2 separate regions of the Homo sapiens genome follow, and region 2 is linked to region 1. Evidence: read pairs that join two places in POLR2A ChIA-PET (ENCODE). Cell type or tissue: MCF 10A. All regions are shown on one strand. Each heading gives the region's core, and the rest is flanking DNA. Links, peaks and the distances in the headings are about the cores only.

Region 1 (11,853 bases), core at 1,872-9,871:
TTTACCGGCACCATCCCATCAAATCCTGCTAAGAACTCCATGAAGGGGTATTATTATTCCCATTTTGCAGTTGGGAACACTGAGACTCAGAGAGATCAAATGCCTTGACTTCAGAATCTGTATTTTTTTTTTTTTTTGAGACAGGGTCTGGCTCTGTTGCCCAGGCTGGAGTGCAGTGACATGATCTCAGCTCACTGCAATCTCTACCTCCTGGGCTCAAGCCATCCTCCCACCTCAGCCTCCTGAGTAGCTGGGATTACAGATACATACCACCTAACCAGGCTAATTTTTGCTTTTTTTTTTTTTTTTTTTTTTTGTGGAGAGGGTGTTTCTCCATGTTGCCCAGGCTGGTCTCAAACTCCTGAGCTCAAGAGATCTGCCTGCCTCAGCCTCCCAAAGTGCTAGGATTATAGGCATGAGCTACTGCGCCTGCCCAGAGCCTGCATTCTTTACCTTTACAGTCTAGACCCTGCTCCTATAGATCCCCAGGAAAGAGCAAGACCATCTTTTTTAAATGCCAGAGCCTCAGATAGGAAAGGATGATCTCACCCAGGACTTCATTATACAGATAAGAAGACCAAGGTCCAAAGAAGGAGAGGAACCATCCTCTGACTATACAGAGCTGGGTCTCCTGCTCCCAGAGCCCCTCCAGCTTTACCCCCTGCTCCCCTCCCCTTCCTTCCATTCATGATGACCTCACTGGTCTCTAGGCTGTCGCTCCAACATGCTGAGCTCAATCCTGCCTCAGGGCCCTTGTACTTATTCCCCTGCCAGATCTAGCCTATCATTTCTTGTCTTCATTGACCACTCCATCTATAGTGGCTCTGCGTGTTGCTTTCCTACCTAGGTTTATTTTTATTCCTAGCATTTATCACCTTCTGTCATTATATTACGTATTTATATAGTTTCTTTTTGTCCACTACCTGCCTAGAATATTAGAACCATGAGAGCAGAGACTTTGTTCACAGCTGTATCCCCAGTGCCCAACCCAGGGCCTGGCCTCCATGATGCTCAATATGTGCTTGTGGGATGGATAGATGGGTGGATGAATGGATGGATGAATAAATGGGTGGAGAAATGGATGTATGATATGAGGGAGGAAGGGTGGGATAGATGGATGAATGGATGGGTAGATTAATGAGTGGATGGATAGATGGATGGATGAATGAATGGATGGATGGATGGATGGATGGATGGATGGATAGATGGTTGGATGGATGTTTGGATGGAGGGGTGGGTGGATAGATGAGTGGATGGATGGATGGATGGATGGATGGATGGATGGATGGATGGACAGCTGAATGGACGGATAGATGGTTGGATGGATATTTGGATGGACGGGTGGGTGGATAGATGGGTGGGTGGATGGATGGAGGGAATGAGGAGTGGATAGATGGATGAATGGATGGGTAGATGGGTGGGTGGATGAATGGATCAAGGGAGTGAGAGAGGGAAGGGATGGATGGATAGATGGATAGAAGGGTATACTAATGGGTGGATGAAAGGGTTGACGGATGGAAGGAATGATGGGCGGATGGGTGGGTGAGTGGATGGGTAGATGGGTGGGTGGATAGATGGTGGGCGGATGGACATTTCTCCCAGCGTCGCTTCCCATCCCTGTGCTGTGGGTCTCTCACGTGGCTGCCCTGACTTGCCTCCCCTGGCCCCAAGCCCGAGCAGGGAGCTCTGGGGGCTTCCACATGATTGGGCAGGATTTCTATTTCTCACCCTCCTCTGAGGCTGGGCAGACAAAAGCCTTTGTTCTTCCTCCCTGCCTGGCCCTGCTCCAGCCAGGGTGGGAAGTTGCTGGCAAGTCAGCAACTTAACTTTGCTGCAACTGAACTGAACTTTGAGGCGTAACCTGTCAAGCGAGCCCCGGAGGCTTCTGCGGTCCACAGGGGAGGGGCATGATGGAGGCATGGTGGGGAGCACCATGGCCAGGCACAGAGATGATCCCTATCTGGGTGGACCCCCAAGTCTCCCAGAGTAGATTCATTTTTTGAAGCAAGGAGGGGAAGCTAATAGATGAAGCTGGCTCTGGGCTCTCTGTGGACAGCTGGGGACGGTGTTTCTTTTTGTCCTCCAGAGTTGTTCTGCAGGGTGAGGGGTAAGAAAGGGGGCCGCTACTAAGTGCTCACGGTGGTCCTGTGAGGGGGTGTCACGGTCACCATTGCACAGAGGGGAAAACTGAGGCTCAAAGAGACTAAGTAACACGCCCCCAGGATCACCCGGCTAGAGTATGGAAGGCAAGGTATGGACCTGGACAGTGTGGCTCAGATAAAAATTTCTCATGTCCCATGTCACCCCGTCACACTTGGCATAAGAGCCACAGTTCTTCCCTAACACTGCCTTGCTGGATGAACTCAGGTAAGCCTCTTTCCCTCTCCGGGTCTTAGTTTCTCTCCTCTGTAAAATGAGAGGCTTGGCTGGGCCCTAATTTAGATATTGCAGGATTCTCTGGGTTACTGGGATCACTGGGTTCAACTTCCATAATAATATGAAGTCTCAAAGAAATTCTCAAATTCTCTCACAGTCCTGTGGCCACACCCGGGACCCACAGGCCCATTAGACAGAGCAGCAAACTAAGACCCTGACTGGCACCATCATTTCCTCCAGAGCCCTAGAGTGTGATGGGATCGCTGTGTCTCCGCCTGAACCCTGTCTGGAGTTCCAGGTGTCCGCTTTCCCCCAAGGCTGGGCACTGCACGGGAGAGAGAGTCAGAGAAAGCAGAATCTTGGGCAGGCGCTGCTGACCCATTGGGTGGGAGGTCTAAGAATCAAGGCTGCAGGATGGGGGATGAGGTGGGGGGGCCCTTTTCTCTGGAGTGGGACCCTCCCTTGGAAGCCAAACTGAATGGTCAACCATTACTCTGCTGGGCTGTCACTAACCACTCAAAACCAGTGGCCACTTGCCAATCTTCTGTCTTTGTCCAGGGCAGAATTGAATCTTGTTCAAATAAACTCAAAGGCCAGGTAGTTCACTGAAGCAATGACTGGAGAATTTGGCACTCTCCAGCCTGCCAGCCCTACCCAAACATCCTCAAGGTATCTGCATAACCAGCTCATTGCCCTGCCTACTCCAACCAGAGAATGTGGGAAGAAGCCCAGGACCTCTGTGCGGTGGTGGAGGCCCGCTTGGCTGCTCCTGACCTGTGTCTCTGGCCTCTTCAGCCTTTCCTCCAAATTCCACTCTGTGCACAAGCTGCTGGTCACCTCCCTGCACATGCTGTGTGGCTTCTGGCCTCGGGACCTCTGCACATGCAGTCTCCTCCACTGAGTTCTCCCAGAAACAGGCCCTCAGACACGAATTTGAGTGCAAGGAGTATATTTTGGGTGGTGATCTCAGGAAGCACCCATAGCAGGTTGGGTAATCAAAATAGGGAAGAAAGAAAATAAAATAAATGTTATTAAACCAATCACCGCTGTGGGCAACTAGACCTCAGACCCACCAGGGAACTCTGGGAGACAGCGAAGAGCATGCGCTTCAGTCATTCCAACCCAGTTGCAAGGGAAGAGATCATGTATCTTCCGACTTCCCCCAGTCGTGAGCTGCGGGCTAATTCCAGGGGCTAGTTCCAACTCTCTGGAACTTCTAGCTGAGCGTGCACCCATGGCCAAATGAAAGCACTTAAGCAGACATCTGCAGTGAGCGAGAGTGGGCATCTGTCTAGGGGACGCGGGCCGGGCAGCAACAGCATCTGCTACAAATGTTTCCTGGTTCCTGACCTTTTGCAACCTGACTCCTACCTACTCTTCAAAGCCCATCTCAGATGTCACCCCCTCGGGGAAGCCTTCCCTGACCCTCCTAAATCAGTCAATCACTTCATGAGTTTCTAATATCTGCATGAATCACAGTGGATTGTAATTGCCTGTCCCACAGGGGAGTGAACAACTTAAGGTCAAAGGTTTTACATCTTGGGCGTTAAGAACATGCATGTCACGCAGTCTTGAGTTCTGCTCTCCTGGCCCCTCTGAACAAACTGTGGTCTCCTATCTGTCCCCAGGGCCTGGTTGTTATTGGGCCCTCAGTGAACGTCCAGATAAAGGGATTGGAATGGCAATTTCAGCTCATTGACTTTTCCTCTTTCCCCTGAACTTTCCTGGTATTTCCATGATGGATGTTGTGGTTCAGCTAATGGGTCCCGATTCTAAATCCTCTTCAGAATCACTAGGATAGCATTTAAAAAACTTTGGGGGCTGGAGCCCCATCCCCCTGAGATTCAGATTCCGTTACTGGGATCACTGGCTTCACCTTTCATAATAATATGAAGTCTCAAAGAAATTCCCAAATTCTCAACCGGACAAGGGCATGCAGGGAGTGAGTTTGTCATGAAGTCCTACGGGGAGAGGGCCAGAGGGCAGGCAGCCTGGAGTCCATGCTGGGAGACAAATGTGGAGGAAGCAGAAATTAGAAATTAAAAGAAATGAACTGGACATATGGGCAGCCACATGGTTAGAGCTTAAAAACAAACATAGAAAAAAGGGAACATGGTGGAGCAATGTTTTATTACAATACGATGTAAATGGCTGAGAACCACAATGAGACTGTGCCGTCCTTAGGAAGGGGCTGTCAGACTCAGCTGCCCACTAGATTTGCCTGGTAACCCTTAAAGATTCCTATGCCCATGCCTACCCCCAAAGCCACTGCAGTGGAATCTCTGGGGCGAGATCCAGTATTTTTAAAATGCGAAGTCTGGGCTGAGAACTGCAGAACACGGGAGAACAGCTATCTCAATTCTTTGTCCTCAGAGGGGAATTCATCCTGTAATAATGTTACAAGGGTAAATGGAAAACCAACTATATGCCAGGCACTGTGCTCAGAGCTTTGCACACATTACCTACCCTTGTGGGGAGAGTTCTTTTATAATCCCTACTTCATAGATGGGGAAACTGAGGCACAGAGTGGTGAAGTCGGTGACCAAGGACTCACAGCTATTCAGTAGCAGAGCAGGCTTGTCCTCAGTACCCGGGGCTGCAAGTCTGGCAAAGGAGTCCTTGGCACCTCCCTCCTGTGTGCTCCAAAATTGCTCTCTCTGACGCCCTTTGACTCACTTGGTTCAGCAACCGCAAGGAGTTGTTGTTTCCCATAAATTCCTCATGGTCTTTTTTTTTTTTTTTTTTTAAACCTCAGCGCACAGGCAAACCCCACATCATGAAGGCTGATCGGCTTTTGAAGGCGAGACCTTCATTCTAAAGGTCACAGCTGTATGAGCCGTGTTTATTAGAGCTTATTTTAAATTGCTCCCTCAACCCTGTGAAAGGCGGGAAGTCTTAAAATTACTTCTCCCCAAAACTGGCGCCACCCAACCCTGGAAGTTCTCTGACTTGTTTCATAAGGAATTATTAATTATGATTTGTTTTTATAATTGTCCACTTGGAGTCTTGGATGACACACGCTCAGACTTGCCCATCCTTTTTTAAAAGAAGGAATCAAAAGTTCATGGAAATCAGTTATATTTAATGAGTGGAATTACTTGGGCTCAGTCCTGGATTAACTGTGTGACCTTGGGCAAACCCCTTCCCTCTCTGAGCCTCTGTTTTTCTAGCTGTAGGAGGAAGAGTGTGGATTAATATCTCTCATAGGATTTAGAATATGTATTTCCTGCCAGTCGCCATGGCTCACGCCTGTTATCCCAGCACTTTGGGAGGCCGAGGTGGGAGGATCATTTGAGGCCAGGAGTTTGAGAGAAGCCTGGCCAACATGGGGAAACCCTGTCTCTACTAAAAATGCAAAACTTAGCCAGGCGTGTTGGCGCATGCCTGTAATCCTAGCTACTTGGGAGGCTGAGGCACAGGAATCATTTGAACCTGGGAGGCAAAAGTTTCAGTGAACCGAGATCATGTCACTACACTCCAGCCTGGGCAACAGAGCAAGACCTTGTCTCAAAAAACAAACAAACAAACAAAATATGTATATGTGTGTGTGTGTGTGTATATATATATATATACACACACACACACACACACACACACATATGTATATTTCCCAGACCATAAATATGCCAGGGGTATATGAAGAGGTTTTAAGTTGTACATGGATGGACATTTTATAAGTTGTATTTTTTATTTCAATTCTTAAAATTTCATAGTATTACAACATTTCATTTGTAAATGCAGACATTTCTTATTGTTAGGATGGTCAATGAGGAGGAGGAGCTCTGCTTCATGCAGTCAGTCACTCAGGAATCTGACAGATGGGGGCTCAGTCATCTGCAACAGGTAGCTTCCAAGGTCTCCCTGAGGATCAACATCCAGCCAGCTGCCAGAAGAGGTGATAGAGGAGAAACCCATGCTCAACCAGCTCAGCCGAGAATGACGTACACATCAGTTCCCCTCACATTTCACTGGATAGAATTTATCACATGGTTCCACCTAGATGCAAAGGCAGTTGGGAAATGTAGTCTCCTGGGTGGGTGACTGCTTACCTACAACACTTAGGAGGAGGAGTATGAGTCTTTGGTGGATCCTTGGTCATCTCTGTCTCAGTATTCTCTTTTTATTTTTATTTTATTTTACTTTATTTATTTATTTTTTGAGACAGAATCTTGCTCTGACTCCCAGGCTGGCATGCAGATAGTACCATCTCAGCTCACTGCAACCTCAGCCTCCTGGTTTAAGCACTTCCCCCTGCCTCAGGCTCCTCAGTAGCTGGGATTACAGAGGTGCACCACCAGTTAATTTTTGTGTTTTTAGTAGAGACGAAGTTTCGCCATGTTGGCCAGGCTAGTCTCAAACTCCTGACCTCAAGTGATCCACCCACCCTGGCCTTCCAAAGTGCTGGGATTACAGACGTGAGCCACCACACCTGGCCAGTAAGTTGGCAGCAGTGGGATTCAAACCCATGCCTCTGAAGAGACTGGAGTCTTAATACAGTGCCTTAGACCGCTCGGCCACCCTACCTCCGTGGAAAATATTATTCTCTCTTTAAATAAATAAGTTGAAGGACAGAGATTTGCCACCTCACTTCTCAATGAATTAAAATACAATATACAATTTTCTATAGGTGGGAGGGCTCATTTGATGCAATGCTAAGGTTTACTGTTCAGCTGTGGTAATCAAGACAGTCTGGTTGGCAGAGGGACAGATGCATGCAACAGTGGAACAGAGTAGAGAACCCAAGAATAGACACGCACAAATGTGCCCAAAAGATTTTTGACAAAGATGCAAAAGCAGTTCAATGGAAGATAAAAAGCCTTTTCAACAGATCGTGCTGGGGCAATTTGACATCCACACGCAAGAAACAAAGCACATTGACCTAAACCTCACACGTTATACAAAACTTCACTCAAAATGGATCATAGACTTAAAGATAAAACATAAAGCTATAAAACATTTAGAAAAAAGCAGGAGAAAATCAGTCTTCAGAATCTAAGGCTAGGCAAAGAATTACTAGATGTGAAAACCAAAAGCACAATTCATAAAAGGAAAAAAATTGATAAATCGGACCTCATCAAAGTTGAAAACTTTTAACCCATGAGAGGCCCAATTAAGAGGAGGAAAAGACAAGCTACAGATTAGGAGAATATATTTGCAAACTGCATATCTGACAAAGAACTAGTACCTAGAATTCTTAAAACTTGACGGAATTCTCGAGAACTCTCAAAAGTCAGCAGTTAAAAAAATCCAAATAGAAAATGAGCAAAAGACACAAACAAATATTTCACTGAAAAGAACATGCAGATGGAAATAAACACATGAAAAAATGTTCAACATCATTAGCCATTAGGGAAATGCAAATTAAGGCCACAATCGGATATTGCTACACACCTATCAGAATGACCAAAATAAAAAACGATGGGAACTTTCGCATTCAATCACTGGTGAGGAATGGAGACACTAGAACACTCATACATTCCTGATGGGAATGTAAAACGGTACCGTATTCTGGAAAACAGTTTTTTAAAAACTGCCTTATGACTTGGCAGTTGCAATCCTGGACATAAAAATGAAAACTTATGTTTGTGCAAAAACTTATGCTCAAATCTTCATAGCAGCTCTCTTCATAATAGGCAAAAACTGGTAAACCACCCGGAAGCCTGTCTATGGTTTTTTTTAACTAAAAAAAGCTGTGTTATATCCATACTATGGACTGCTACTTGCAATACAAAGGAATAAAATATTGATAACACACAATTTGAATAAATCTTCAGAGAATTATGCTGAGTGAAAAAAACCAGTCCTCAAAGGTTACATAAACTATATGATTCCATTTATGTAACATTCTTGAAACCACACAATTATAGAAATGGAGAACAGATTAGTGGTTGCCATGGCTCGGGGGCAGGGTTGGGGGTGGGAGATGGGTTTGGTTATACAAGGGCAATGAGGGATCCTCGTGGTGATAGAAATGTCTGTATCTTGACTATATCACTGTCAATATCTTTATTGTGACTGTTAACATTGGGGGAAACTGGAAAGGGTATATGGACTCTCTCTGTTTATTTCTTACAACTGCATGTAAATCTATAATAATCTCAAAAGAATACATTTTAAAAAGAATATATTATACAATTTTCTATACCCAGACACTACTAAATATAATTATATCTTTGGTAACACAGACACACTGTTCTCAGATAACGGAAGTAGTGCGGTGATTATGTGTGTGACTTGACAATGGGATGGGCTGGGTTCAAATCTCAGCTACCAGTCCCTTCACCTCCTTGGGCCTCAGTTTCCACACCTGCAGGTGCTGAGCAATGAGAGGAACTGTCTCGTGGGGTTGCTGGGGGGACACGATGACGTGATTCATGAGACATGCAGAGCACAATGCTCACTTGCAGTGGCTGCCCAGTAAATGAAATTGCCACTTTTCCGGGCTGTAGAAAAGGCTACAGGTAGAGGCAGGCAGAGGATTGGACCCGAGAGCATCCTCTGAGAGCTCTAGATTGGGATCATGTCTCACCAGCCAGGGGGTTTGTTTTGACTTCTTTCTTGCAGGGAAGTGTCTGCTGAGTGGTCCATTCCACTCCCCTGAGTTTGGCCTGGTCGCTTCTTGTCTGCCCTCTGGACCCCGGTGGGTGCAAACTTTCATGGGTGTCTCTCCACCTGGAGCCTGTGGTTGGGACTGCTCAGGTGGGGACACAGCCTGGGGGGTGATCCTCTGTAAGGCAAAATGGAGCAGGAGTGGAACCCATGCCTACTGCATACCTATTGTGTGCCTTGTGACTTACGTGCTGCAGCTCACGGAATTCTCCCAACAACTTTGAGCAGTAGGTGCTATAATCACTCCTGCGTGATCCAGAGAAAACCGAGACTTGGTGAGGGGAATGGACTTGTCCAAGGTTGTGCAACTAGTAGGTGGCAGAGCTGAGATCTGAGCCCTGGTCTGTCTGATTTAAATCCAGAATCATTTTCACTGTTGATAATAACCTCACCACTTATTAAGTATCTACTAGAGTAATCAATATGCTAGCTCTTTCCATTGAGGTATGATCACCTTTCCATTTTAGAGAAGAGGAAATAGGGGTTAGGCAAGGTGCATTGCCAAGATGGACAACAGCTCTCAAAAAACAGCCAACCTTGCAGCCAACGGGCAGCTTTCTTGTGTGCCCCCAACCCCACCTGTAGCTCCAGCCCAGCTCAGCCAAGATCACTCAAGCTTTGGGACTTTTAAATGCTGAGTCAGCAAACAGCCCCTACCTTGAGATACTCTGCCTAGGCAGACTGTGGTTGTTTGCACTTCAGCTTCAGGCCTCCAGGGTCAGCTGAGATAGCAAGACCTTCCCCTGGGGGCTGGATGGGGTCATTGGGAGCCACTGAGAGACCCTTTCCCCACTTGGCCTGGCAGACAGAGTGGCAGTTGGAAGAGGCTCGAGGTGGCTGTGGTGGTAACAACTTCCTTTTGAGTAATAACATTTACTGAAAAGCAATTCTGCTTTTAGCACCAGAAGTTCACCATCCTTGCAAGCAGGCGCCTAAGAATACCTTCATTCAACCACAGTTCAGAGATTCACAGACTTCCTTTTGCACTCCCTCCAGGAGAGTTTCACATTTGGTGTTGAGGGAAAACCAAATACCACAATTATTGGAGGGGGTGGGAGGGGTGTTGAGAGGGAGGTGATGCGAAGGAGGCCAGGTGGCATCAACCACAGCCCCCAAGGCCTCACAGGCAGCCTCTGGGCAGCGGCTCAGCCTCTCGCCCTCAGTTACTGGAAAGACAGCGGACGAGCTCATAATGAAACCGACAGGCTGACAATTTATCTTCCTTTTACAAGAAAAAGAAAGTGATTGTCCTTCAAACAAGCATGACTTTGGAAGCCAGGGACTTACCCTGGCCACTCTGCAAATTAGAGACAGAGCCAGGCTGCTCCAGAGGCCCCGAGCCCCTGCCTGTCACCCCCAATTAGCGCTGGAGTTCTTTAGGCTCGTTTTTTCTATTGCCCAAAATCCAGTCTACTGGGGCATAATGGGGACTTATGGAAAGAAAAAAATCCAATCTGCACTTGGGAGGGGATAGCCTTAAATGTTAGGCACTCACCGCAGGCAGCTGGGGGTGGCTGAGGGCAAGGGAGAAGGCATGGGTGGGGAAGGAGGGGATGTGCCAGGCAGAGCCAGGAGGCTCCAAAAAGCAGCTCTAAAAAGCTCTCCCCCTCCCAGCAATCCAGCCTCCTGACTCACGCCAGACACAGAGGCAGCTGATGGGATGGGAAGAGGCTGGCTTTGGGAGCCACAGGGATGTGGGGGCAAACTCCAGCTCTGCCACTTGCTGGCTGTGTGACCTTGGGTGGGTAACTTCACCTCTCTGAGACTCAGTTTCCTCACCTTTAAGATGAGGATGAGTATAGGAGGTCAGGACATGACCTTCCTGTGCTCAAAACCCTCCCACGGCTCCCACCTCACTTGGCAGAAAGTCAAAGATCTCTGTGGCCTACCAGGCCCTACAAGATCTTTCCCATGCTTCCCTTATAACCTCATCTCTCTCTCTCTGTCTCTTTTTTTTTTTTTTTTTTTAAGACAGGGTCTCACTTTGTCACCCAGGCTGGAGTGCAGTGGTGCCAACACATCTCACTACAGCCTCAACCTCCTGGGCTCAAGTCATCCTCTCACCTCAGCCTCCCAGATAGGTAGGACTACAGACACATGCCTCCACGGCCAGCTAATTTTTGTATTTTTTGTAGTAGAGATGGGGTTTTGCCATGTTGCCCAGGCTGGTCTCGAACTCCTGAGCTCAAGTGATCTGCCCACCTTGGCCTTCCAAAGTGCTTGGGATTACAGGTGTGAGTCACCGCGCCTGGCCCATCTCCTCTTACTCACTCTCTCTGGTTCCCTCTACCCCTGCCACACTGGGCTCCTCTTTGTTCCTCCAACATGCTAAGCACACGCCTACCTCGGGGCTTTTGCACACACTGTTTCCGCTGCCTTCAGCATCCTTCCTCCAGATAGCCACAGGGCTTCTTCCCTCTCCTGATCTGGGTGTCTGCTTAAATGACCCCGGGGGTCCTGCTCTGACCCCCGGCCCTTCCAAATTGCTCCCCTGGCCTTACCTCTTCACCCTGCGTGAATGTTTTCCCATAACACTGACCACTACTTGACACAATAATTTAGGGGGTTCATAACTCCCCATTGGCCAGACTGTAAGCTCCCAGCAGGCAGAGGCCAGTTCTCCACTGTCCTCCATTAAATCTCAGAGCCTGGCACATAGGGGGCACTCATCCAGCATTGAATGAACAGATGCAGGGTTTTGTGGTGAGAAGGGAAGAAGGACGTGTGTGGCGGGTTCAGCACCAGCCCAGGGTGCGTGCTCACTGTCACTTCTTCTCTCCTCTGCCCAGCACCAGCCCCATGTCATGTGCTTGTTGAATTCCTACAATGGAAGGATGCATTTTACAGATGCAGGAATGAGACCACAGA
Region 2 (11,853 bases), core at 1,827-9,826, 120 kb after region 1:
TTCATCTGTATTGACAGCCACTTCCCATCACTCGCATTACCACCTGAGCTCCACCTCCTGTCAGACTGGTGGTGCCATTAGATTCTCATAGGAGCTCGAACCCTATTGTGAACTGCCCATGTGAGGGATCTTGATTGTGTGCTTCTTATGAGAATCTAACGCCTGATGATCTGTCGCTGTCTCCCATCACCCTCAGATGGGATCGTCTAGTTGCAGGAAAACAAGCTTAGGGCTCTCACTGATTCTACGTGAAGGTGAGTTGTATAATTATTTCGTTATATATTACACTGTAATAATTGTAGAAATAAAGCACACAATAAATGTAATGCACCTGAATCGTCCCGGAACCATCCCCCTCACACTGGTTTTTGGAAAAAAATTTCTTCCACGAAACCGGTCCCTGGTGCCAAAAAGGTTGGGGACCGCTGGCCTACAGTTTTCAGTACAGTCACGTGCTGTACAGGTTTGCAGCCCGGGAGCCACAGGCTCCACCGTGTAGCCTGGGTGTGTAGTAGGCTATGCCATCTAGGCTTGTGTGAGTACACTCCGATGTTCTCGTCATGACGAAATCACCTAACAACACACTTCTCAAAACATAGCCCTGTCATTAAGGGACGCGTGACTTCACAGGCAATCACAGCACAACTTCAGCGGGTGCCGTTCATTGGGCCATTTGTAGAATGGAGCCATTGGAGTTGTGAGGGCACACCCCATGTGGCAGCCCTGTTGGTAACAAAACTAACACCAAGAGTTTCTATGAAGTGAAATTTGTGAGTAAATATTAAAGAAGTAGGGTCGGAGTGGAAGTTGTGGGAGGGGAATAAAATCTCACTCTTTCCGTTTTATGCTATTCCTTATCAGGACCACAATAAAGCCAATCTTCTGCCAATATTTACTTTTGATTTTTTTCTCCAGAGTGGAAGAAAAATGCCCAGGCCTGGCAGGAATAGGAGAGTAGGATTGAAAGTTGAAACAAGAGCAGGAAGCTCACCCGGAAATAAAATCATTTCCAGAACCTCACAATGAAAATGACACTTATTTCACAGAAACACTCAAAGGCTGACTCCACTTACGAGACTCCTCTCTTGTAACCCCAGTCAGCTTTCCCAGATATCTTGGGATTCCATGAAACCCACTGCAAGCATTTTGACCCAGGTTGGAGGCCTCAAACAGCAGTCTCCCACCTAAGAACATGGAAGATGTGGATTTTTGGTCAGCAGTGGTTTCAAAATCAAGACATTTCATGTAAATGCAGGAGTTTCTGGCTTCCCTTGAAACTCTTGGCTCTCTGGCCGCCCTGAGCCCACATTCCCACGTGGAAACTTCAGGCTGCCGTCAAACGGTAGTTGCTCCTTCCAGATGGGGCAAGGGCTCCCCGTTTGCCACAGTCCCCACCACTCCCTGTCGCCCTCCATCAGGACCACTTCACTCAATTCTTTTTTTCATTTGTACTTCATTCACTCAACCAAGATTTATTGAGCACTTACTATGTGCCAGAAAGCTGCAAACAAAACTGACACAAATTCCTCCTTCATGCAACTTATATTCTGGCTGGTGAGGCAATGAAGAAAAAGAAGGAAAAGCATAAATTCCAGAGGGTGGTAAGTTCTGCTGACAGTGAAAATAGTGCTGCAAAGGTGGAGAAGGCATGCTGGGTGTGGTCAAGGAAGGCCTTAGGAGGAAGGTACATTTGAGCAAAGATCTGAAGCTGGTAAGGACAGCAAGCCTTCAGGATATCTGTGGAAAGAACAGTCCAGCCAGCAAGAACAGCAAGTGCAAAGGTCCTGGGGCAGGACTGCTCCTTGTGTGTCTGTGAAGCAGCAAGAAGGCCAGTGCAGCTGGAGAAGAGTGAGTGAGGGGAAGGGGGTGGAAATGAGGTCAGAGAGGGGATGAGGTATCAATCTTGCAGGGCCTCATAGGATCTTTGGCTTTTACTCTAAGTGAGGTGGGAGCCGTGGAGGATTCTGAGCAGAGGCAATGTGGTTGTATGGGTGATAGACTCCCTCTAGCTACATGTGGAGACTGGACTGTGTGTGCGAAGCGGGTGGGGTGGGATGGAGGAGAAAGGTGGAAGCTAAGAGGCCAGCAAGGACCCACTGCAGTGGTCCGGGTGCAGGGTGGCAGTGGCAGGACAGGGCGGTGGCTATGGAGGTGGTGACAAGAGGTTGGAGTCTGGACATACTGTGTTTCCCGGCTCTTTTTTTTTTTTTTTTTTTTTGAGACAGAGTTTCGATCTTGTTGCCCAGGCTGGAGTGCAATGGCACGATCTCGGCTCACCAAAACCTCCCTCTCCCAGGTTCAAGTGATTCTCCTGCCTCAGCCTCCTGAGTAGCTGGGATTACAGGCATGCGCCACCATGCCTGGCTAATTTTTGTAGTTTTAGTAGAGATGGAGTTTCTCCATGTTGGTCAGGCTGGTCTCGAACCCCTGACCTCAAGTGATCCTCCCGCCTTGACCTCCCAAAGTGCTGGGATTACAGGCATGAGCCACCGTGCCTGGCCTTCTTCTTCTTTTTTTTCTTTTTTGAGACGGAGTCTTACTGTGATGCCCAGGCTGGAGTGCAATGGTGCAATCTTGGCTCACTGCAAACTCCCCTTCCCAAGTTCAAGCGATTTTTCTGCCTCAGCCTCCCAAGAAGCTGGGACTACAGGTGTGCACCACCATACCTGGCTAATTTTTGTATTTTTAATAGAGGCGGGGTTTCACCATATTGGCCAGGCTGATCTCAAACTCCTGACCTCAGGTGATCCTCTGGCCTTGGCCTCCCAAAGTGCTGGGATTACAGGCCTGAGCCAACATGCCTGGCCTGTTTCCCAACTCCTTTTGGCACTTAGGAGAAACTCCCCTCACTCACTCTCCTCCAGCCACATTGTGCTTGCATGATCCAACCTCAGGGCCTTTGCACTTGCTGTTCCCTCTGCCCTGCACACGCCGCCCCCAGATATTCCCAAGGCTTCCTCCCTCCCTTCTCAGGGCTAAAGCTGCTGAAACAGCCCACATTCCTGACATTCTCCTCCCTTGCTCTGCTGGGTTGGTCACTACAGTGAACTTCCTGGCCTCAATATACAGGAGACGTTTTTTCTTGTTGTTGAGTTGTCTATCTCCTGCCGTAGGGCATCAGCTTGAGGAGGGAACCAGTGATGTCTCTTTTTTTTTTTTAAACAGAGTCTCACTCTGTTGCCCAGGCTGGAGTGAAGTGGCACAATCTTGGCTCACTGCAACCTCCACCTCCTGGGTTCAAGTGCTTTAGCCTCCTGAGTAACTGGGATTACAGGTGTAAGCCACCACACCTGGCAATTTTTTTTTTTTTTAGTAGACATGGGGTTTCACCATGTTGGCCCGGCTGGTCTCGAACTCCTGGCCTCAAGCGATCTGCCCACCTAACCCTCCCAAAGTGCTGAGATTACAGGCATGAGCCACCGCGCCTGGCCAGCAATGATTTCTCTCGTTCACTGCTGTATCCCCGAGTCTAACTATGCCTGGAGCAGAGTAGTCCATCAGTGGGACTTGTAGAAAGAATGAGAGAAGGCGTCAGAGATTGATTTTGTTTCTGCCACTCATTAGTGTATGACCTGTGCAAATGGCTCCTCCCTCCATCCCCAGTATCCTCTTCTATAAAATGGGTCTCTCTACATAACCTCTGTAGGGCTGTTGTGAGAATCTGGGAAGCCTACGGCAAAAAGCCTTTAGCACCATTCAGGGATCTTCGAAGCTGTCCGTGTTAGGTGTTGCTATGAACCTTAGGAGGGAATGAGAGGATAGCTGGAAGAGAGTCACCCCCGCAGAGGCCAAGAAGGAAGAGAGAAACACGTTTGTCCTAAGATGGGACAAGGCTGTTTTTTCCAGTATTTTCAGTAAGAAAACGAAAGAGCATCCAAGAATCTCAGGGCACAGTCCAGGCTGCAAGCTTCTTGGCTGTCTGGCCTCTGCCCATCTTTCCTGCTCTCTGCTCCAGCCTATAGCTCCCTTCCCCGCAGCCCTGTGAGCCCCTCAGTGGCCCCAGGATCCTCTGCTCCTCTGCTCCTCTGGGAATCCAGTCCCCTCCGGCTGAATGCCTCACCTTCCCCTGGGGTCTACCACTCAGCCCTCTGCAGCCAGCCCAGCTCCTGTGTGGAATTCCCTGGTGGCTGGTATGAGGGGGTGCCCAGCATCCCCTCCTCATCCTGTGACAGTGGATAAGGGCCAGCTGTTAGCATCATTGTTGTTATTACTATTACACAAACGCTTCCAATGGATCCACACCACCTAAGCAGCGCCAGGAAGCCAGGGAAATGCCAGAAGCAATAACAGTCAGCAACTATGTAGTACCTACTGTGTACTGTGCTGTATTGCACATAGGCACCGTTCCAAGCCCTTCGTGCTATTAACTCATTTGATTGTCACAGTGTATGAGGCAGGTACTATGTTAACTCCATTTTACAGATAATGAAACAGATCTAGAGTGGTTAAGTAACTAACCACTGAGAAAGCTAGATTCAAATTTGTGGGTTGGCTCTAAAACCTGTTGTTTTAATTAACTCTACACACTGCTGCCTTATGGCATTTTATTGTTTGAAATAATAACATTTCCTGAGCACTCACTATGTGCCAGCTACTAGGCTCAGAATTACCTTTCTTCACCCTGAAAGACCCTATGAGTTCATTTGATTATTAAATAGTCCCATTTTACAGAAGAAGAAACTGAGGCATAGAAAGATAGTGCCTCACACAGTGTGGCAAATTGTGTTTTCTGTTTTTTTTTTTTTTTTTTTCTTGCTCTGTTGCCCAGGCTGGAGTCCAGTGGCAAGATCATAGCTCACTGCAGCCTCCTGGGCTCAAGCCATCTTCCTGCCTCGGCCTCCCAAAATGCTGGAATTACAGGGAGTGCACCCAGCTGCGCATCGTGTTGTCTTAAGATGCTTACAGCATCATCTCTCATCCTCATGATCTGTTTCTGCTTCTTTTTTTTTGTAAAAAAAAACCCCCCCAGCTTTATTGAGATATAATTCACATACCATAAAACTCACCCTTTTAAAGTACACAATCCAGTGGGTTTTGGTGTATTCACAGAGTTGTGCAATCATCACCACTACCTAATTTTAGAACACTTGCATTGCCCCCGAAAGGAACCTCACACCCATTAGCAGTCACTCCCCCTTCCCACCATGTTGTGAGGAAACCCAAACCAGCCCAAGTGAAGAGACCACACGAAGAAGTCACACACAGGTGTCTTTCTGATGGCCCAGCTGCGGTAGCAGCTGCCAGACACGCAAGTGAAGACTCTCCGACCGAGGCCAGCACCCCAGCCACCAAGTCGCCCTCAGCCTTCAGGCTGTCCCAGCCGAGGCCCCAGACACTGTGGAGCAGAGACAAGCTGTCCTGCTGTGCCCTGTCTGCATTCCTGACCACAGGATCTGAGAGATATCATTCCAGGCGAGTAGAATGGCTGCTTTACACCGCTGTGTTCTGGGGTGGGTTTGTTATGCAGGAGGAGTAACCGAGCCACAGCTGGTAAGGGGCAATGCTCGGGTTTGAACCCGAGTCCTTCTGGCTTTGAGGCTGCCCCTTAAACCACATATAGGCTGGATGATCCCCTGGATGTGGAGGAGTCGGCACTCCCTTTCTTGTGCAATCGACTCAGTGCATCGGGGTGACGTGCCCTTTCTCTAGCTGACCTTCTGGAAGCACATAAACGGAGACAGAAATGCTTTCTTTTTGTTTTGCCAGTTTATTGCTGCTGCTGCTGCTGCAGTTCTTATTTAGTATATATGAATTCTTGTTCTTATTTTTTGCTAGTTAGAGTAAGGCTGGGCGTGGTGACCCTCAGCTGTAATCCCAGCACCTTGGGAGGCCAAGGTGGGCAGATCATTTGAATCCCAGAGTTTGAAACCAGCCTGAGCATCGTGGTGAAACCCCATCTCTACAAAACAAATACAAAAATTAGCCGGGCACGGTGGCATGTGCCTGTAGTCCTAGCTACTTGGGAGGCTGAGGTGAGAGGATGGCTTGAGTCTGGGAGGCGGAGGTTGCAGTGAGCCAAGATTGCGGCATTACACTCCAGTCTGGCCGACAGAGTGAGAGCCTATCTCTCAAAGAAAGAAAGAGAAAGAAAGAAAGAAAGAAAGAAAAAGAAAGAAGGAAGGAAGGAAGGAAGGAAGGAAGGAAGGAAGGAAGGAAAGGAAGGAAGGAAGGAAGGAAGGAAGGAAGGAAGGAAGGAAGGAAGAAAGGTTAGAATAAATAGATAAGAAACACAAAAAATCCACCTGCCATCCCCACTACGCAGGAAAAACCTCCACATAACACTTGAATCTTGTAGAATTGTATCTACCAGGCATTTAACTCACGCAATTTCACTGGGCATCAGTGGGCCAAAAAGGGTGATGGGGAGAGTGACAATCTTTATTTTTTCGTTTCTTTTCTTTTTCTTTTTTTTTTTTTTTGAGAGAGTCTTGCTCTGTTGGCCAGGCTGCAGTGCAGTGGTGCAATCTTGGTTTACTGAAACCTCTGCCTCCCGAGTTTGAGTGATTCTCCTGCCTCAGCCTCCAGAGTAGCTGGGATTACAAGTGAGCACCATCACGCCTGGCTAATTTTTGTATTTTTAGTAGAGATGGGGTTTCACCATGTTGGCCAGGCAGATCTCAAACTCCTGGCCTCAAGTTACCTGCCCGCCTCAGCCTCCCAAAGTGCTGGGATTTACAGGCGTGAGCCACCAAGCCCGGCTGAGAATGACAATTTTCATATGGCAAGTGAGTGTAGCTGGCAGGTCCTATTTTTTGTTCAACATGGCCCCAAACACAAGATGACCCCTCTCCATCCAGGGGCTATTTGGATTTGCTAAGTGTTTATAATGCACCACGGTTGAGAGGAAATTTAACATATTTTTCAGGATCATTTTTGATTCTGCATAAAAAGAGACCTTTTTTATCCCTTCCAAAAATGGGATTGAGCTATGCAGATGGTTTTGTACCTGACTTTTTCACGTAACAACGTACTTTGAACTGCTTTTGGGCAAGTGGCTTTCTCCTGGCCTTCATGGGAAGGAAGCGCTCTGGGAGTCCACCTGCGCTCTTGCTGAGTGGCAGTCAAAGTCGACTGGAACTCTACAAGCTGTGCAGTCAGGATGCTGAGCAAAAGAAGCCAGATGGGAAGAGCACACACTGTGTGCTTCCCTTTATAGAAAGTTCAAAACCAGCAAAAGTCATCTATGGGGTTAGAATTCAGGACAGCCATTAACCTTGGGGGTGGTGGTGGGGAGGATTTACCAGGAGAGACATCAAGGGGGCTTCTGGAATGTCCTGTGTACATCTGGGTGCTCATTCCACGAATGTGTCCACTTGGCGAGAATTCACTGAGCTCTTTATGTATAATGTGTGTACTTTTCCTTGCAATTAAAACACACATACAAACACACGCAGATGCATGCGTGCGCGCGCGCGCGCGCACACACACACACACACACACACACACACACACACACACACACACAGTGTTCTTAGAGCGCAGGCTGTCCTGTCTGGAAATACATGTTTAATGCTTTTGCCACATATGGGCAGAGGTGAGTGTTGAGAGGACTGGGTATGAAGTTGGGAACCCAAGTCTGAATCCTGGTTCAGCCATCATTAAATGTGTGACCTTGGGCAAGTTACTTAACCTCTCTGAGCCTCAGTTTCCTCATCTGGACTCTGTACCAAGCCCACAAGATCACAGAAGCAGCCACTGCTCGCCTCTCCATCTGGCTCTTCCGTTCTTCTCTGGCTGTCTCTCTAAGCCCACACCACACTGGCCACCATTCTTGTTCCTATCACAGCAAAGCTCAATGTGGCCTCAGGGCTTTTGCCCTAGCTATTCCTGCTGCCTGGAATTACCCTTTCCCTGATTTTCTTGTGGTTGGTTCCTTTTCCTCCTTCATGTCTCAGTTCAAAGGTTACCTTCTCAGAGAGGAGAGCCCCTCACTGACCACTATCCACACCAGCCATCATCAGTTCCATTCCCTGGCCTCAGTTTCTTCCCAGTGCCTCTTAGGTTCTGAAATGGTCATATTTGTTTCTTGCATTGTTGTTGCTCTTTACTTGTTATCTGCTTGGCACTCCCTCTAGACCCATGGACTCTAGGACATGAGGAATCATGATTGTCTTGTTCATTGCTACACCTCCATCACATAAAACAATGTGTATTTGTTCAATTAACCAATCAATCTATACAGCGATCTGATTCTACTTTATGGAATTCTCGGGAAGTTTCGAAAGTACGTTTTAAACAGCCAGGTTTATAAGAATGAGGAAACTTTGAAAGCTCTGTTTGAATGTGGTTAACTCTACTGAGAAGAATCTAGATAGGCCCAAGATGCTTCGTGAGCTGCGTCTTCCATAATTTCATCTACACTGAAAGTCACTATACCGCTTGCAACCACCCGCCCCCCACCTCCACCTTTTGCTATTTGCACCTTTTGTTATTGGCCATTTGGCTGGAACAAAGTCACTAATATTCTTAGTAGTTTATTTCTATATATAGAGATTTTCTTTTTTTTTTTTTTTGAGACGGAGTCTTACTCTGTTACCTAGGCTGGAGTGCAGTGGCATGATCTCGGCTCACTGCAATCTCTGTCTCCCAGGTTCAAGAGATTCTCCTACCTCAGCTTCCTTAGTAGCTGGGATTATAGGCATACACCACCGAGCCCTGCTAATGTTTGTATTTTTAGTAGAGATGGGGTTTCACCATGTTGGTTAGGCTGGTCTCAAACTCCTGACCTCAGGTAATCTGCCCACCTTGGCCTCCCAAAGTGTTGGGATTACAGGTGTGAGCCCCCACGCCTGGCCAACATGGTTTTAAGATGGTCAAAAGGTACAGAGTGTACAAAGAGAAGTCTGTCTCCCTCTGACTACTGCTCTAGAGCCGATTAGTGTTTCCAGGTACCTAGTAAGCGCTTCCAGAACTGTTCTGTGCAGAAACAGGCATGTGGGCTATATCTTCATCTTTCCCGTTTACACAGAAAGGATCTAGTTCAATACACTGCTTTATATCTTTGCTTTTTCTTTTTTCTTCTTTATAATTGATCTTGGAGCTGTTTCCATACCACACATTGTATGTGTATGTTTTAGTTGCACAGAAAGGTGTACGCATCAAGAGCTCAGAGAGTAACTGGTCTCTCTCTCTCCTTCTCTCTCTCTCTCTTCTTTTAAGACGAAGATTTGCTCTTGTCACCCAGGGTGGAGTGCAGTGGCCTGATCTCGGCTCATTGCAACCTCTGCCTCCCAGGTTCAAGTGATTCTCCTACCTCAGCCTCTTGAGTAGCTGGCATTACAGGCGTGCACCACCACGCCCAGCTAATTTTTGTACTTTTAGTAGAGGCAGGGTTTCACCATGTTGGCCAGGCTGGTCTCAAACTCCTGACCTCAGGTGATCTGTCCACCTCTGCCTCCCAAAATGCTGGGATTACAGGTGTGAGCCACCGTGTCTGGCCATTTTTTTTTTTTTTTTTGAGACAGGGTTTTGCTCTGTTACCCAGGCTGGAGTGCAGTGGCATGATCTTAGATCACTGCAGCCTCTAAGTCCCGGGTTCAAGAAATCCTCCCACTTCAGCCTCCCTACTAGCTGCGACTACAGTCATTCTTTTTAAAAACCATAGAATACTGACGGACACCTCAGGCAGCTCTGGTCTTTTGCTTCTGCAGGCAGTGCTGCAGTGATGGTCCTTGGATGCACCTTTGGGCCCAGGAAAATCACTGATTCCTTTTGAATCTGGTAAAGCAACCCGAGAGTTTACCCCTCCCCAACCTCATCTTCACCCCTCGGCCCATCCCGCCCTTGCTGGTGTTTGTGTTTTGGCCTTTTAAAGACTTTTTCAAAATTGACTTTGGCTTCTTGGCCTGAACTCTGAAGTGTTTGAGCTGATAAGATAGCAGGCTTGGCTGTGGGGGCCAGGGGTAAACAGTGACCCCGGGGCCCTCAGCCCCAGTAAGGGAGGGGCCACAGCCCCAAGTCTCTCCTGTCTCCAGCTGTGGGAGCAGGCGGTGTGGCTGGAGGAGGAAGCTGAATTGCGTTGGGCTCCAGATGGGTTTGGGAACCGGAAGGAAGTGGGAAGCTGGCCCCACACAGACCCACTTCTCTGGGCCTTTGAGAACAGTGCCAAGAGGCGCAACATGGGCTCAGTATTTGCCGGGGCCTCTCCTAAACCAAACAGGACGCCACGGGCAAGTTGGAGCAAAGTCCTGGCAAACCTGAAGACACATCCCGTGGAGCCCCAAGGAGCCGAGGGTCACAGGAGGGGCCCTGCCTCCAAGGCCGTGGCAGACAGAACTGGCACCATCTCCACACAGCGTCACCGAGTGATGTCCAGTCGTCTCAGGCCGGGGATTGTAACTGCCCCGCTCTGATCTAGGCCACAGAAGTGAACAAATCAGTTTGGATTCCCACCCTCTAGAACTTTCTTCAGTTGAGGAGGGAAGAGAGAGGATAAATAGGCAAAAACTGGCCAGGGTGCAGGGGACTACAATGGAGAATGGCCAGGCTGTGGGGGCAGAGCAGGGGCACTGCTCACCCTGGAGGGGGAAGGCCTCCCCAGTCATGCCTCGTCCCAGCTTAAAATGCTTTGGGGCCTGCCATGGTTTCTCAGGGCTCCTGGGACCATGGCCTCTGCGTGATCTTCCCTGCCCACCTCTACCAGCAGGGTCAGTGGTGCCAGCTTGGCAACACTTGGTGCCCATGTCTACCTGGGGTCCCTGCATGGCTGCTCCCTCTGCTGGCAGCGCCCTCACCTCCCACCTCCCACTCAGCTCTCAGCTCTCAGCTGAGATGTCACCTTCTCGTCCAGGAAGCCTTCCTTGATGTCCCTGGATGGTCTTGGGGCTATCACATGCTCCTGTACATTCCTCATCCCTGCTTCAGTCACTCTGGGGTTACTTGTTTGCGGGTGGCCCAAGGTAGCCCAGCATGGCCAGAACCCAGCCCTGTGGATGACCCTGCTGGATTCAAATGCTAGCTCCGCCTCTTAGCTGTGCAACCTTGGGCCTCAGTTTTGCCATCTGGAAAAAGGGCATAGTGATGGCATCTACCTCACAGGGTGGTTGTGAGGAAGAAGCAGTTTAATACAAGTACTTAGAAAGACATCTGGCACCAACTTTGCACTCAGTAAATGTTGGCTGTGCCATTACACTTGTTCTCTCTCCCACAGAACACAGCAGGTGCTCACTTCACATTTGCATGCTAAATCAGTGCAGCCCTTCAAATATGCTCATGAAAATGAGCAATGGGGGGGAAGGCTTAGTTAATTCAGATGCTCCTCGACTTGGGATGGGGCTGCAGCCTGATAAACCCACTGCAAGTTGAAAATATCATTAAGTCAAAAGTGCATTTAGTGCACCCAACCTACGGAACATCATCATAGCTTCGCCTCGCCTCCCTTAAAGGTGCTCGAAACGTTTACACTCACCTACGTTGGGCAAAATCATCTAACACAAAGCCTATTTTATAATAAAGTGTTGAGTATTTCATGTAAAATTATTGTACTCTGTATTGCTAAACTGATAAAAGATTAAAGTTCAAAATTCCAAGTATGATTTCTATCAAATGCCTATCTCTTTCGTACCATAATAAACACGAAAAGTCCTAAAATGAACCATTGTTAGTCGAGGATCATCTGCAACGGAAAAATTTTTTTAAAACACAACAGTAAAGAGTGATTTACAACTATGTAACACACACACACACACACACACACACACACACACACACACACACACAGTCCAATACCCTGGCTTGGGGAAAAGAAAGAAACAGACCGTTTAGTGTGGTTTTGTTAGAAGGATGGGACAAAAAAATAATTTTTCTTCTTTCTTGTTTGATGTGTTTTTTTCTACTCTTCTTTAATAAGCATGG

The links. Peaks named below come from ENCODE experiments on the same cell type or tissue, not always from the same donor. Only the 100,000 strongest peaks of a DNase experiment are listed, where the experiment ranks them.
Region 2: POLR2A ChIA-PET joins it to region 1 with 10 read pairs; 5 of 35 experiments call an interaction of 5 or more read pairs at or near these places.

Annotation. Positions count from the first base shown.
Region 1 is chr20:50,328,987-50,340,839 of GRCh38, forward strand. No RefSeq gene overlaps it. Among named protein-coding and RNA genes, the nearest start is that of LINC01271, 14 kb to the left of the region's middle. RefSeq lists an enhancer at 10,128-10,327. In MCF 10A, for the core only: no CTCF peak of the experiment used is centred there; DNase peaks (open chromatin) are centred at 3,005, 5,055, 5,755 and 6,335.
Region 2 is chr20:50,445,960-50,457,812 of GRCh38, forward strand. No RefSeq gene overlaps it. Among named protein-coding and RNA genes, the nearest start is that of PTPN1, 58 kb to the right of the region's middle. RefSeq lists enhancers at 2,565-3,530, 11,754-11,853. In MCF 10A, for the core only: no CTCF peak of the experiment used is centred there; a DNase peak (open chromatin) is centred at 5,612.